Regions from separate parts of the Homo sapiens genome. Here all the other regions are linked to region 3. The links are chromatin contacts, found by Hi-C or POLR2A ChIA-PET in ENCODE. All regions are on one chromosome and are shown on one strand. Each heading gives the region's core, a stretch centred on a gene start or an enhancer-like site at or near the end of the contact. The rest is flanking DNA. Distances are from core to core; before and after follow the strand shown.

Evidence for each region. A loop is a pair of places that touch in the nucleus more often than their neighbours do. ChIA-PET counts read pairs that join two places held with the same protein, here RNA polymerase II (POLR2A). Pooled maps may share reads with other maps.
Region 1: a map of PC-3 shows a loop between it and region 3 (2.4-fold over the local background). The contact joins two enhancer-like sites. A Hi-C loop is called at or near these places in 2 of 168 maps with a recorded cell type or tissue (IMR-90 and PC-3) and 1 of 50 pooled maps. POLR2A ChIA-PET finds 5 or more read pairs at or near these places in 6 of 52 experiments (AG04449, AG04450, MCF 10A and 3 more).
Region 2: a pooled map shows a loop between it and region 3 (2.9-fold over the local background). The contact joins two enhancer-like sites. A Hi-C loop is called at or near these places in 1 of 168 maps with a recorded cell type or tissue (PC-3) and 3 of 50 pooled maps. POLR2A ChIA-PET finds 5 or more read pairs at or near these places in 7 of 52 experiments (AG04449, AG04450, BJ and 4 more).

What each region holds. Positions count from the first base shown.
Region 1 is chr2:172,653,794-172,658,639 of GRCh38, forward strand. It overlaps a transcript of PDK1 not described here. Among named protein-coding and RNA genes, the nearest start is that of RAPGEF4, 80 kb to the right of the region's middle. RefSeq lists an enhancer at 1,806-1,975. Within about 2 kb of position 2,163, at least 2 of the 41 ENCODE cell types and tissues checked have a DNase peak (open chromatin) inside an H3K27ac peak, as active enhancers do; they include PC-3, where a contact is called at or near this core.
Region 2 is chr2:172,638,443-172,642,647 of GRCh38, forward strand. It overlaps a transcript of PDK1 not described here. Among named protein-coding and RNA genes, the nearest start is that of PDK1-AS1, 84 kb to the left of the region's middle. Within about 2 kb of position 1,454, at least 3 of the 41 ENCODE cell types and tissues checked have a DNase peak (open chromatin) inside an H3K27ac peak, as active enhancers do; they include PC-3, where a contact is called at or near this core.
Region 3 is chr2:172,694,992-172,699,899 of GRCh38, forward strand. It overlaps a transcript of PDK1 not described here. Among named protein-coding and RNA genes, the nearest start is that of RAPGEF4, 38 kb to the right of the region's middle. RefSeq lists an enhancer at 4,834-4,908. Within about 2 kb of position 3,305, at least 4 of the 41 ENCODE cell types and tissues checked have a DNase peak (open chromatin) inside an H3K27ac peak, as active enhancers do; they include PC-3, where a contact is called at or near this core.

The DNA.
Region 1 (4,846 bases), core at 913-3,412, 42 kb before region 3:
AGCTTCTGCACAGCGAAAGAAACTACCATCAGAGTGAACAGGCAACCTACAGAACGGGAGAAAATTTTTACAATCTACCCATCTGACAAAGGGTAATATCCAGAATCACAAAGAACTTAAACAAATTTACAAGAAAAAAACAAACAACCCCATCAAAAAGTGGGCAAAGGATATGAACAGACACCTCTCAAAAGAAAACATTTATGCAGCCAATAGACACATGAAAAAATGCTCATTGCTGGCCATCAGAGAATGCAAATCAAAACCATAATGAGATACCATCTCACACCAGTTAGAATGGCAATCATTAAAAAGTCAGGAAACAACAGGTGCTGGAGAGGGTGTGGAGAAATAGGAATGCTTTTACACTGTTGGTGGGACTGTAAACTAGTTCAACCATTGTGGAAAACAGTGTGGCGATTCCTCAAGGATCTAGAACTAGAAATACCATTTGACCCAGCCATCCCTTTACTGGGCATATACCCAAAGGATTATAAATCTTGCTGCTATAAAGACACATGCACACGTATGTTTATTGCAGCACTATTCACAATAGCAAAGACTTGGAACCAACCCAAATGTCCATCAGTGATAGACTGGATTAAGAAAATGTGGCATGTAGAATACTATGCAGCATTAAAAAAGGATGAGTTCATGTCCTTTGTAGGGACATGGATGAAGCTAGAAACCATCATTCTGAGCAAACTATCGCAAGGACAGAAAACCAAACACTGCATGTTCTCACTCATAGGTGGGAATTGAACAATGAGAACACTTGGACACAGGGTGGGGAACATCACACACCGGGGCCTGTCGTGGGGTGGGGGGCTGGGGGAGGAATAGCATTAGGAGGTATACCTAATGTAAATGACAAGTTAACGAGTGCAGCACACCAACATGGCACATGTATACATATGTAACAAATGTGCGTGTTGTGCACATGTACCCTAGAACTTAAAGTATAATAATAAAAAAAATTTTTTTTAATGTCAGTGCACTCTGCCTCGTGGAAAACCCAGTTGCCTAAGCAAGTCTACGGCCTCCCTACCTGGCTAGGGATAAGCTGTAAGGACGGTTTCACCCGAGAGGTTACCTAATAGCGGGCAGAGAAGACAATACAAGCACGAAAGCCTGTGAGCTGCAGGGGATTGGGATTTTGTCAGTTATACTCAGTACTGCCTTGTCATCCCCTTTCCCCAAGCCACTACCCCATAGATGGACAAAAACAAGCATGGTAGTCTTCAAAGACTCCACAGTCAGAATATCCTGGATTTTGGATGATAAGGGGAACTTCTGTAGCTCCTGACCCACCTTTTGGAGCTCCCCCGCTATCCAGCCTGCAGCCCTGCCCACGTGGTGGCTGGAGTCAGCAGGCTTCTGCAGCCTGGCAAAGCCCTTCTCCCATTTTGTGGTCTGGATGAGGCCCATGGGCTCTGCTTTAAGGTGATCATCTGTCCCGAGGACCAGCTTTAAAACTATTTCTTTAGAGAGCATTTTATTGAATACAAACTCCTTAGGCAGCATTGTTCACATTTCCCAGTGTTGAACAAATCGTGGTTTTTATCACACATTCATCATTCCAGGTCTTGCTGATTCACTTCCAGTGACCCCTTTTAGGAACCTTTTGCTAATCCCACTAATAGAAAGAGCTCATTCCACTCCTTTGGTTATTTCACATTCACATGGCCAGGCTTACATTTTATTTAACTTTCTTTTCACGTAAGAAGGTGAAAAAGTGCTAAGCCATATCTTCTAAGCTCTTGGATCATTTCTTGGTCATTCTGGAAGCAGCATGGTGGTGAAATGGGAGAGTTCCCTGAACCCCTTTGCCTGATGTTTGACAGGGGTGTGGCTTGTCTGTTTGGTCACCATCCCTTCAACCCCTTACGGGATGGGGAGCAGGCAGCTGGACAAGTGCAGGAGCCCAAGTGGGCGTGTGTTACAGTGTGCCCTTTTAGCCTTGCTGTCCACGGATGGCTTGAGTGTTGGCCAGCTCAGTGGACCCTCTGCCTTTCTGTAAGGGCAGAGTGCCAGTGTGACAGCTCTCTGTATCCCAAACTCTTGTCCAGCATCCTGGGAGAAGCGGGTCACACATGTACTTGAATGTAAAGAAGTGACTTTGGCTTGTTTTTGACTCAAATCTAGCATGAAGCTTGGTTTCTTCGAAGACACAAACACTTTAAACATGAGAGATATTCAATAAAGATGAGTCATCTTTCCCTGGATCTTTATAGTTTGTCCTCCATAAACATCACCTTATTTGTATATGAAGCTTTATTATCTGCACTAAATTCACTACAGATTGTTTCCATTTTTCTCTCTTTAAGACCTGAGATTATCCTCAAGTACAATTAGGTAGCTTTATTTTAGAACAGTGGTTTCAGAATCTCTAAGTATTTTTTACACTAAAACGATTTACTGAGCCTCCATATGATAGTGGCGGAATCCCACATTATGAAAATACAGAGCAATAAGCTACTATACATTCAACATTGTTTTTAGCTGTAAACCCTTGTTATCTTATAGGAGCCTGATTGATGTGGTAGTGAGGTGTGGGGTGGGGGACACATTCTACAGTCCTATGATTAAGTCTCAGCTTGTGGTGAGCCCGTGTCCCTGGGCTGTGACCTTTACAAGTGCTTCTCAGGTCTCCCCCATGCTCCTCCCTTAGAGGAGCCTAGAGGATTGGAGTTGAGTATTTTTCTTCCCCAGGTTGATTAGGCTCTGGCAAAACCCAATTAGGTTAGGCCCTGGTAAAATAGTTTCCCTGGAAGGCAAGCTTTTGTTAAAGAAAACAAAGCCTCTAGTATATTGCAAAATAGTTCCCCCATGCGGCTGTATGTGATGGCTCATGCCTGTAATCCCAGCACTTTGGGAGGCTGAGGCAGGAGGATCACTTCTTGAGGCCAGGAGTTCAAGAACAGCCTTATTGGGCAACATGGCAAAATCCTGTCTTTACCAAAAATACAAAAATAGTCTCATAACCTGGCCTCAAAATAATAAATAAATAAAAATTAAAAGATAAAATTTAAAAAAAGTAATTCCCCCACCCACACATGAGGGGAAGTTTTTCTCTGACTTTCACCTGAGAGTTTGATGAGACTCTTGGAGGTAAGACTCAAGACAAGTGTGGGGGCTCTCCTAAGACTGGGTTCACCCAGAGTTTTTAACTCCCAAGCTCATTCACGTTGAGGCTCCAGCAATTTGTCAATTACAGTTTGTGTTCCTACTGGTATTGCCTCCAGTGCTGGCCTTTTATTACTGGGCTTCTGTTCTTGGTAAGTTGTGATTCTCTACATCCTCCTGTCTTGCAAATTTTCTGGGAGGTGGTTTGCCCTGTGACCTCAATTCTCTGATGGATCTAAGAAGAATTGTTTTGTTTTGTTATTTTTATTATTTATTATTATTGTTAAATGGAGATGGGGTCTCACTATGTTGCCTAGGCTGATCTTAAACTCCTGGGCTCAAGTGACCTCCACACCTTAGCCTCCCAAAGTGCTGGAATTACAGGCATGAGCCACCGTGCCTGGTCAGAAGAATTGTTGATTTTTGGTTTGTTCAGCTTATTTCTTGTTGTGAGGATGAGAATGATGACTTCCAAGTTCTTTTCATATTGAACCAGAAACCAGAAGTGTTTCGATACTGCTTTTAAATGATGCTTATATTTTTTAACTTGTGGTTTTTATTATGTGCAGGTTGTATTATTTAATATTAATTTACAGATAAAATCTGATACACTTATGGACTCATAGATTTCTTCCAATTACTGAAGGAGTTAAAAGCATGATACCCCAAAATATCTTGCTCTGGCATATTGACTATTTTAAGTTAAAGGCACTTGAACAATAGCAGGTGCAAGAAGATCACTCTGACCTTTCTTCAGTTTCTTAAAAGCAGGAGATGAAATTCCCATGTGAAAGATGCTCTCCCTATGCCAGAAGGAAAGCATTATTCTTACCTTCAAGGATAAGAAGTTGAGGCTGAAGGAAATCTGTACAGTCTTAGCGCATTCTGAGTTGCTATAAAGGAATGCCTGAAGCTGGGTAATTTATAAGGAAAGAGGTTTATTTGGCTCTTGATTCTGCAGACTGTGCAAGAAACATGATGCCGGCATCTTCTTCTGGTGAGACCCTCAGGCTGCTTCCACTCCTGGTGGAAGGTGAAGGGGAACTGGCATGTGCAGAGATCACATGGGGAGAGAGGAAGCAAGAGAGAAGGGGAAAGTGCCTGGCTCCTTCTAATGATCAGCTCTTGTGGATACTAATCGAGTGAGAACTAACTCACACCACCCCACCACCTCCCAGGGAGGGCATTAATCTATTTATAAGAGACCCATCCCTGTGATGAAAACACCTCCCATTAGGCTCCACCTCCAACACTGGGGACCAAATTTCAACATGAGATTTGGTGAAAACAAACCATGTTTTGGGAAGTCAGGGACCCCGAATGGAGGGACTGGCTGGAGCCACAGCAGAGGAACATAAATTGTGAAGATTTCATGGATATTTATCACTTCCCTGATAATACTCTTATAATAAATTTCTTACGCCTGTCTTACTTTAATCTCTTAATCCTGTTATCTTCGTAAGCTGAGGATGTATATCACCTCAGGATCACTGTGATGATTGTGTTAACTGTACAAATTGATTGTAAAACATGTGTGTTTGAACAATATGAAATCAGTGCACCTTGAAAAAGAACAGAATAACAGCAATTTTTAGGGAACAAGGGAGGACAACCATAAGGTCTCACTGCCTGCAGGGTTGGGCAAAAAGAGCCATATTTTTCTTCTTGCAGAGAGCCTATAAACGGACATGCAAGTAGGAGAGATATCACTAAATTCTTT
Region 2 (4,205 bases), core at 204-2,703, 58 kb before region 3:
TTCCACTGAAATATTAACGTGTAGAAAATATTATTTCTTTGGTGGAATCATATAGGTAAAATCTATATAATGGTCTTTATCCATAAAAGAGCTCATATTCAGTATAATATGTAGCATAAAACTAGGAAATATCTATACTTAAATCTTATTGAGAGGTGAAGCTGGCTGGGCTTCTGGGTCGGGTGGGGACTTGGAGAACTTTTCTGTCTAGCTAAAGGATTGTAAATGCACCAATCAGTGCTCTGTGTCTAGCTAAAGGTTTGTAAACGCACCAATCAATGCTCTGTGTCTAGCTAATTGGGTAGGAGACTTGGAGAACTTTTGTGTCTAGCTAAAGGATTGTAAATGCACCAATCAGCACTCTGTGTCTAGCTAAAGGTTGGGAATTTTAATGATTCCACATATAAATTAAACGTTCTTACATTTGCATTTAAAAATGGCATCACACCATATCAAGATGAAGGTAAAAATGCTGATAATCTATAATTATAACTTGGAATGGCATCAAATAACATGTAAAAACGTCACGACAAGGTGAGAGAGAAACTGCAGAAGAAAAGAAAAAACATTTTAGTACCTTTTTAAAAAAATTTTATTTTTTAAAATAGAGACAAGGTCTCACTATGCCGTGCAGACTGGTCTCAAACTCCTGAGTTCAAGTGATCCTTTCACTTCAGCCTCCCAAAATGTGAGGCCTTTTGCTCCAAAAGCCGGATTACAGGCATGAGCCACCATGCCTAGCCAAGTATCTTTAATGGCAAATTTTTCCTGCTTTTGGAGCAAAAGGGTTCACATTTTCATTTTGCAGTGGCCTTAAACACTATGTAGCCAGCCGTGGAGGGAGCTACACAGTTACAAGAATTCAGGAGCCACCTATATCCTGAATGACCTGTGTGCTCACTCTCCAAAGGGTCTGGCTAATGGAGTCCCTGTTCTTCCTGTGAAGTTTGGGCACTTGATTTTTCTAGGTTCCCATGTGTCTTAGCCATGTGTCTGAGGTCCCCGTTTCCTTATTACTACAAGATGATTTATAATAGACTTCCCTAATTGGAGACAACCAGAGTTCTCTATTCTTTGCGATTAAAAGCACCTAACATAAAACCACAAAATATGCTATGATTTTTGTTCAGTAAATTATGTAGAATTATTTTCATTCCCAAAATAAGTGATGCTAACTTAAATATGCTATATGCTATGGTTTGAATATGGTTGCCCCCACCAAAACTCATTTTGAGGCTTGGTCTGCAGTGTAACAGTTTTGAGAAATGGTGGTATTTTTGAGGGACGTTGGGTCATGAGGGATCCATCTTCATGAAGGGATTAGTGCCATCTTTTGGGCATGGGTTCTCGCTCTCCAAAAACAAACAAACAAACAAAATCAGCAAAATGGGTGAGGGAATCTAATGCTGTCATCACACTTCTGCCCTAAGGGACTCCAACCTTTATGTGGGCTTTAGGGGAGACATGTAAAGAATGAGCACAATCATTGTGGTTTTAGTCTGCGTAGACAGGGCATAGTAATCAACACTGACTGAGTCAGCAGTGACATTTGCCTCAGCAACAGATGACTAGGTGGAAGGTGAAACAAATGTGAGAATATGGACCAAGGAGATAGGACTGGATTATGGAAATCAGTGGACAAACCATAAAGCCGAAGAAATATTCCAAATGGACAATGTGATAGAGGCCATGGACTACTGCCAGGAAATTTTTTTTGTCTTTAAACTTTATCCTGTTTGATTTTCCCCTTGACAAGGGATAGAAGGGTACTTACTGGAGAATGTAAACATTTTAGTACGGTTAAGTTATGGACAGTATCTACTGTGAATAGAAATTGAGACTCACTGGAGAAGATGTCTTATATTTATTCATAAGTGTATATTTAGGTTTGATGTGAGTTTAGACACTACGTCTAACTTTGGGCCCTCCTTCCTGGTCCTGAAAAGCAATACCCAACCAAAACTGCCTGAGAACTCAGCCTGCTCATTGGCAGATGAGGTCAGCAAAGGCAAATGGCTACACAGAACCCTCAGACAAAGACTGAGAGAAAAAAATATATATATGGTTTGATTGATAGATAGCATGTTTACAGACCCAAACAATTGTTTGGAAATGTAATAGCTGGCAGCTGTTTGCTTCCTTGGTTTGTTCAGGGTGTTTTGCTTAAATAACACAGGGATGTGCTTGGAGCATGTGGCCTGCTCACAGCCAACCACAATGAGGCAATAGTCTTTTACAAGGAGAGGTAACCTGCTTTTGTTAGAGGTGATAATATGTTAAAAATAGAAACAGGAAGAGTTTAGATAATGTAGGGACCAAGGGCCCTCTAAAGGTTTGCTGAAAATCACTGACATGAGGCTAATTGATTAATAGGAGAAAGGGCATGCAAATTTATTTCACATGGATACACAGTAGCCTTGAGAATGAAAATCCAAATATACAGGGGAAGCTGTCCCTCCCTCCCTCCTTCCTTCCCTCCCTTCCTTCCTTCCTTCCCTCCCTTCTTTTCTCTTTCTCTGTTTCTCTCTTTCTTTCTGTTTCTTTCTTTCTTTCTTTTTCTTTTCTTTCTTTCTTTCTTTTCTTTTTCTTTCTCTTTCTGTCTCTCTCTTTCTTTCTTTCCTTGTCTCTCTCTCTCTTTCCATCCCTCCCTCCCTCCCTCCCTTCCTTCCTTCCTCTCTCTTTCTCTCTCTTTCTTCTTTCTTCTTTTGAGACAGTCTTGCTCTGTTTCCCAGGCTGTAGTGTAGTGGCATCATAACTCACTGTAGCCTCAACTTCCTGGGCTCAAGCAATCCTCTCACCTTAGCCTCCCAAGTTGCTGGTACTATAGGCACGAATCATCACCACACCTGGCTAATTCTTTTTTCCTTTTTGTGGAGACGGGGTCTTTCTATGTTGCCCAGGCTTAATCCCAAACTCCTGGCCTCAAGTGATCTTCCCACCTCAGCCTCCCAAAGTGCTGGGATTACAGGTGTAAGGTGCCACATCTGGTAACTTGTCCATTTTTTTTTTTTTTTTTTGAGACGGAGTCTTGCACTGTCGCCCAGGCTAGAGTGCAGTGGCACAATCTCGGCTCACTGCAAGCTCTGCCTCCCGGGTTCACACTGTTATCCTGCCTCAGCCTCCCGAGTAGCTGGGACTACAGGCGCCCGCCACCACGCCCGGCTAATTTTTTTGACTTTTTAGTACAGATGGGGTTTCACAATGTTGGCCAGGCTGATCTCAAACTCCTGACCTCAGGTGATCTGCCTGCCTCGGCCTTCTAAAGTGTTGGGATTACAGGCATGAGCGACCACACCCTGTCCCAGATCATTTATTTATGGCCAGTTTTTATACAAAAAGGCGGAGGAAAAATTAGAGTAATATTTTTAGGTTTTATGGCTGGCTTTTGGGAAAACGTATTCTGGTTTCTACAACCTGCCTTGGGGAAGAAGAATTCTAGCTTCTATGGCTGGCCTTGGGAGAGAATGGGACTGAGAGACGGGAGGGCAGAAGAGCAGAGAAAACCTTTGTCCTGAGGCTGCTGGCGAGCCTTTCATTTGGGGTATTATTTTCTAAGCCCCAACAATAACGTCATAATTAACAAATCCAAAAGAAAGTTAGAGATGTTTGAGTTTGAGTGGTTTAGGCCAATTATGAAAGTCAGTATTTTTGGAGATTAGATTTCCACAAAACATACCCCATCGGCACTGCTGTTGGGGAAGAATACAGAGCGGAATGGAGCGTCTATGGTGTTGTTTGTTTGATTGTAGGAAAAAAAGGATATGTTATTAACGTTAAGACTTTTGGAATTTACCAATACCTTGAGACTGCATGTGCTTTTTCTTTTTTGTTGTGCAAATGGCTTACACTGTTGAGTTTAATCTCTTGTGTGGGTACTTGGTGTGAAGATGGAATATCAATTATGTAATTAGGAAGGTGGTGGGGGCACAGTTATAGAGGAAGCTGAGCTGTGAGTATGGTGTAGGAGTGGCTGTGAAAACCCTAAGGCAGAGGTTTTCAAAGTGGTGTCCCCAGACTAACAACATCGGCATCTCCTGGGAACTCGCTAAAATGCAGGATCTGGGACCCCACCCCAGACCTACTGAATCACAAACTCAGCGTGGGACCCAATGGCTCTGTTGCCTTTTAACAAGCCCTCCAGGTGAGTCTGATGTGCTAGGAAGTTTGAGAGCTTTGAGCCAGCGAGAGAATGAGCTGGGCCTAGT
Region 3 (4,908 bases), core at 2,055-4,554:
TCTGTAGTCCCAGCTACTTGGGAGGCTGAGGTGGGAGAATCACTTGAACCCAGGAGTCAGAGGCTGCAGTGAGCCTATATGACGCCACTGCACTCCAGTCTGGGTGACAGAGTGAGACCCTGTCTCAAAAAACAAAACAAAAAAAGTTTAGCGATGTTTTTTTGACCAGAAATATGCCATAGGAACTTAACTCTTGTTTATATCAACTAGCCTATGATGAAATTGGTTTTATTATATGTTATTTTGCTTAAAGTCACAGTTTCTAAGAACCCATGGATGCCATACTGTGCTCTATCACACTGTAAGGGAAAGGGAGGGAAGAGAGCGAGACAGAAGACTTAACTCATATGTTGAGGACCTACTCCACACCAGGTCCTGTGTTCTGCCCTCTTGTCATGCACACAACATAGACAACAGTCTATAGGGTAGAGATTACAATTCCCACTTAGCAGAAGGGGAAAAAGAAACTCAAGCAGGCTAAATAAATTACCTGTGGTGGACAGACTCTAAACTCTCCCACATATCCTGCTTTCCAGTGTTCAAACCTTTATGTAAGCCCCTCTCCTTGAGCATGGATGGGATCTGGGACTTGCTCCCAACCAATAGTATATGGCAAAGGTGATAGATGCCACTCCTGGAATTATGTTGCATTATATAAACCTCCATCTTACTAGGAGACTGCTCTAGAGACTCTCCTTGCTGGCTTGATGAATTGCTTATGTTGGGAAAAGACAGGTGGCAAGGAACTGCAGGTGGCCTCTAGGAATGACAGGGGGCTCAGAGGAACTGCAGATAGCCTGGTTGCTGAAGATGTCCTCCAGGCAGCAAAAAGCTAGGGCCCTCAGTCCTACAGCTACAAAGAAATGAATTCTGCCAATAACCTGAGTAAGCTTAGAAGAGGCTGGGTGTGGTGGCTTATGCCTGTAATCCCAGCACTTTGGGAGGCTGAGATGGGTGGATCACCTGAGATCAGAAGTTTGTGACCAGGCTGGCCAACATGGTGAAACCCCGTCTCTACTAAAAATACAAAAATTAGCTGGGTGTGGTGATAGTTGCCTGTAATCCCAGCTACTCAGAGGGCTGAGGCACGAGAATTCCTTGAACACAGGAGCAGAGGTTGCAGTGAGCCAAGATCTCACCATTGCACTCCAGCCTGGGCAACAAGAGCGAAACTCTGTCTCAAAAAAAAAAAAAAAAGAAAAAAAAAAGCTTAGGAGAGCATTCTTCCCCAGTTGAGCCTCCAGATAAGAGCACAGCTTGGCTGGCACCTTGATTACTGACTTGTGAGACCCTAAGCAGAGAACCCAGCTAAGCTATGCCTGAACTCCTCACTCAAAAAAGCAATGAGGTAATAAATTGTTTTGTTTTAGGCCAATAACTCTGTGGCAATATATAGTTCATGCACTACCCAACTCCTGTTTTTAACATCTCCTAATTTTAATTTTTTAGTGAGGTAGAATCCTATATAACAGCCTATAAAGTGTTGATGAAAGGCTATAGAACATCTTTGACAGTGGGCCATTTTGATTTAGCTGCTCTCATAATCTGAGAAGTTGATTGTTGAGGAAAGTGTATAATGATCATAATATGCGTTAGTATGATGACATAGGATCACTGACATATTAGGATTTAATAATATCCTAATTGATAGCTTATTTTCTCTTTATTTATACACTCTGACTCTGTCACATTCTTCCAATTTCTATGGAAAGAGTAAATTTAATTTTATTGCTTTATATTTCTGCATTGCTAAAATTTTTCCAGTTAACATCTTTTATAAGGAATCCTATGAAGTTTCTCAATATCTTCCACAAGACTACTTATTCATGATCTTATAGGATCCTTGTAGTGTATGAAATTATTCTAAAGTGTTACACACCTTTGAATATCAGTAATATATAAAGGAGAGGTAAAAAGTGGTAATATTTGTGCCAATCAACCAACATTCACAAGTTATATACTATATTCTAATTTATTACTCTGCTTCTATCCCAATTAGTTTAAGTTTCCTTAGTAAAAGCACTTACTTATTAATATAAATCCACTTCTGCTTGTAAAACTGGTGAATTTGTAACGGAAGATGTTTGAGAGCATATTTCCCAACTTATCCTTGCAATGACATTACCCCAAATAGAGAGGGCTCCTTTGTGTGAATGCTACCCATTTGCTGCCTTAAGAAAATCTAGTTCTCTCATTTGCCAATTCCAACTGCAAAACCCACTGGGCAAAAATCACTAAGTCAAGAAATAATTCTGTGACCAATTCCCCAAGATCTGTAATTGACCCTGTTTGTACAGTCCCAGAGACATACGACAGGGGATGGCAAATAATAAATGGCACGTTTAATTTTAAATTTGCTGGTAAAGTATCCAGATATGTTCCTGCCATTATTTTCACATGTAAATATCCAGCTTTATCAAGCCTCTGACATTTCAAGAAGTGTATTTCTTATGTGGCTGTTGATTACACCAAGTATACCACTGGCCATATTAATCAGGATGGATGGGGCAACTGCCTTCCTTATCTTTAGAATACACGTGCTGAGCAGTGATGCTCTATGATCCAAGCTGAGCTCAGAATGTCTCCAGTTAAAATACAGTCCTCAGAGATTTTAGAGATGTTAATTAACCCCAATAATTACATGTGGTTCTCCCCAAGATTGAGAATCTTCTTAAAAACAATTATTGTGACATTAATCTTTCAATAAATATGTGTAATATTTCAATTACACGTATTTTCAAATATGTGTAATCCTTGTCTCAGAAGATGGAAGAAACTTCCCCATTCTGAAGATACTGGCCCAGATCAACAGAAGCTGAACTGTGTATCTCATTTATATTATACATTACCACAGCTATAGTTTTAGCAAAAATTGCAGTGTATCCTCACCATATGCTACTTGCCAATGAGGAGAATTTAAAATGGTGTCCATAGGGATTTACCATGGCAACTGTCAGAAGCATCTCACCGGAAAACTAGAAACCCTAGAAAATGATCCAAATGTCAGCATTTGTTTATTCTGAAGTACAATCCCACAATGAGATGGCCACCCATCTTCCTGAAAGAAATCCCAGTCTACTGTGTAATTTTTATGGCAGAGATAAAAGTCATCAGCATCAGCCTAGAGGGCGAGATGAAATACTTCCTAAAACCAGTTTAATTTTGCATTCTGGTTTTGTGTATCTACATGGAGGTATGCATGAATCATCCCCCACTTTGTTCTACCAAATATTTAGAGTTTCTAATTTTCATGCTCTCTAGACTTCTGAGCATTTTCCTGCCCCTTCCTTTCTCTCCACCAAGAATCTCCCTCTTCTCATGCAAGAAAATATAGCATAAGTTTGGGCTGGTTTGTAAGTGTGACTCACTTCACCATGGTATGACTCATCCTGGGTAAGCTGATCATAAAAGAAAAGCACCTTCCTCAGCAACGTCTGGTCTTCCACCCAAACTACTACAGAGCCTCCTACCCCTCAGGAAGAAAGTCCACCTACCTATATTCCCTGTCATGTGTTAACTGCATTCTCTTGAAAATTCCTGTTATATTCTTCTAAGCCTAATGGTTGGAACTTGAGTGTGCACCACAGCTATCTGAAGGGCTTGTTAAAACAGAGGTGACTGGGCTCCACCCCCAGAACTTCTGATTCTGGAGGGCTGTGGGAAGCCTCAGCATTCACATGGGTAACAAATTCCCAGGTGACGCTGAAGCTGGTCTAGGAACCACACTGAGAACTACTGTTTTAGGCAATGGTCCTCAACCTTGACTACACATTAGAACCACGTGAGGAGGTATTAAACAACACGCATGCCCAGGGCCTCCCAAGACCAAGTAAATGAGAATCTCTTGCAGGAGAGTCTCAGGTACTGGTGTTTTTTGTTTCTTAGAAGCTCCTCAGGTGATTTTTATGTGCTGCTAGGATGAGAACCATTACAGTAAGAGAAGCTGATGCCAGAGATGCAAAGGGGGGTGAGATTTAAGGAGAGTGCCTTGACTCAAAATCTCCCCTATACGTTTGGTATTTTATGTGAAGAATGCATGTTTTAATATTTAAGCAGCATTTAAAATATTTCAAAAGCACATTAACATATGTCTCATGTCCCCAGAATCTATTGTTAGTCAAATATTAAAGAATTATTATAGCCATAATAATAGCAAACTTTCATTTCTAGTTGCTACAACTGGGTGGCTAGAAATTTAATTACGCTATTTTTTATGGCAAGATGAATGTGCTATTTTCTATGAGAGAATAAAAATTTGCAGCATTTGAGCACAGCAAAAACATAATAAATGGCATGGAAAACATATTCCTTATCAAGAGAATAATTATCAGGAAACCTCAACTGAGTAAAACTAGAGCTTCTCAGCGAAGCTGAGCTGTAAGTTAGTTTGTGCTTGGAAACAAACTCTTCCGTCCCTGCAAGTAGTCAACTGAATCGTTCATATTTTTTTTGAAGACACCTGATTTTGAGTACAGACCTCATCTGACTTTTTTTTTTTTTTTTTTTACTGTTCAGATTGTAAAAGTTAAAAGTAGTGCACTGGATTGTTATTGCATAAGACCACTCAGTCTCTGTGGGACTCAGGTAATTGCGACCGATTTTCAGACTAGACTTCAGTCTTTTCAGGTTTCTTTTCCTGCTGTCTAGCATAGCACTTGGCACAGAATAGATGCTCCACAAATATTTACCAATTTAAGTGAAAATTATTGCTCTATTTCAGAAGAACTAAATGTGCTTTTTTTCTTTTTCTTTTTCTTTTTTTATTATTATTTTTTTTTTAGTATTTATTATCATCCTTGGGTGTTTCTCGTAGAGGGGGATTTGGCAGGGTCACAGGACAACAGTGGAGGGAAGGTCAGCAGATAAACATGTGAACAAAGGTCTCTGGTTTTCCTAGGCAGAGGGCCC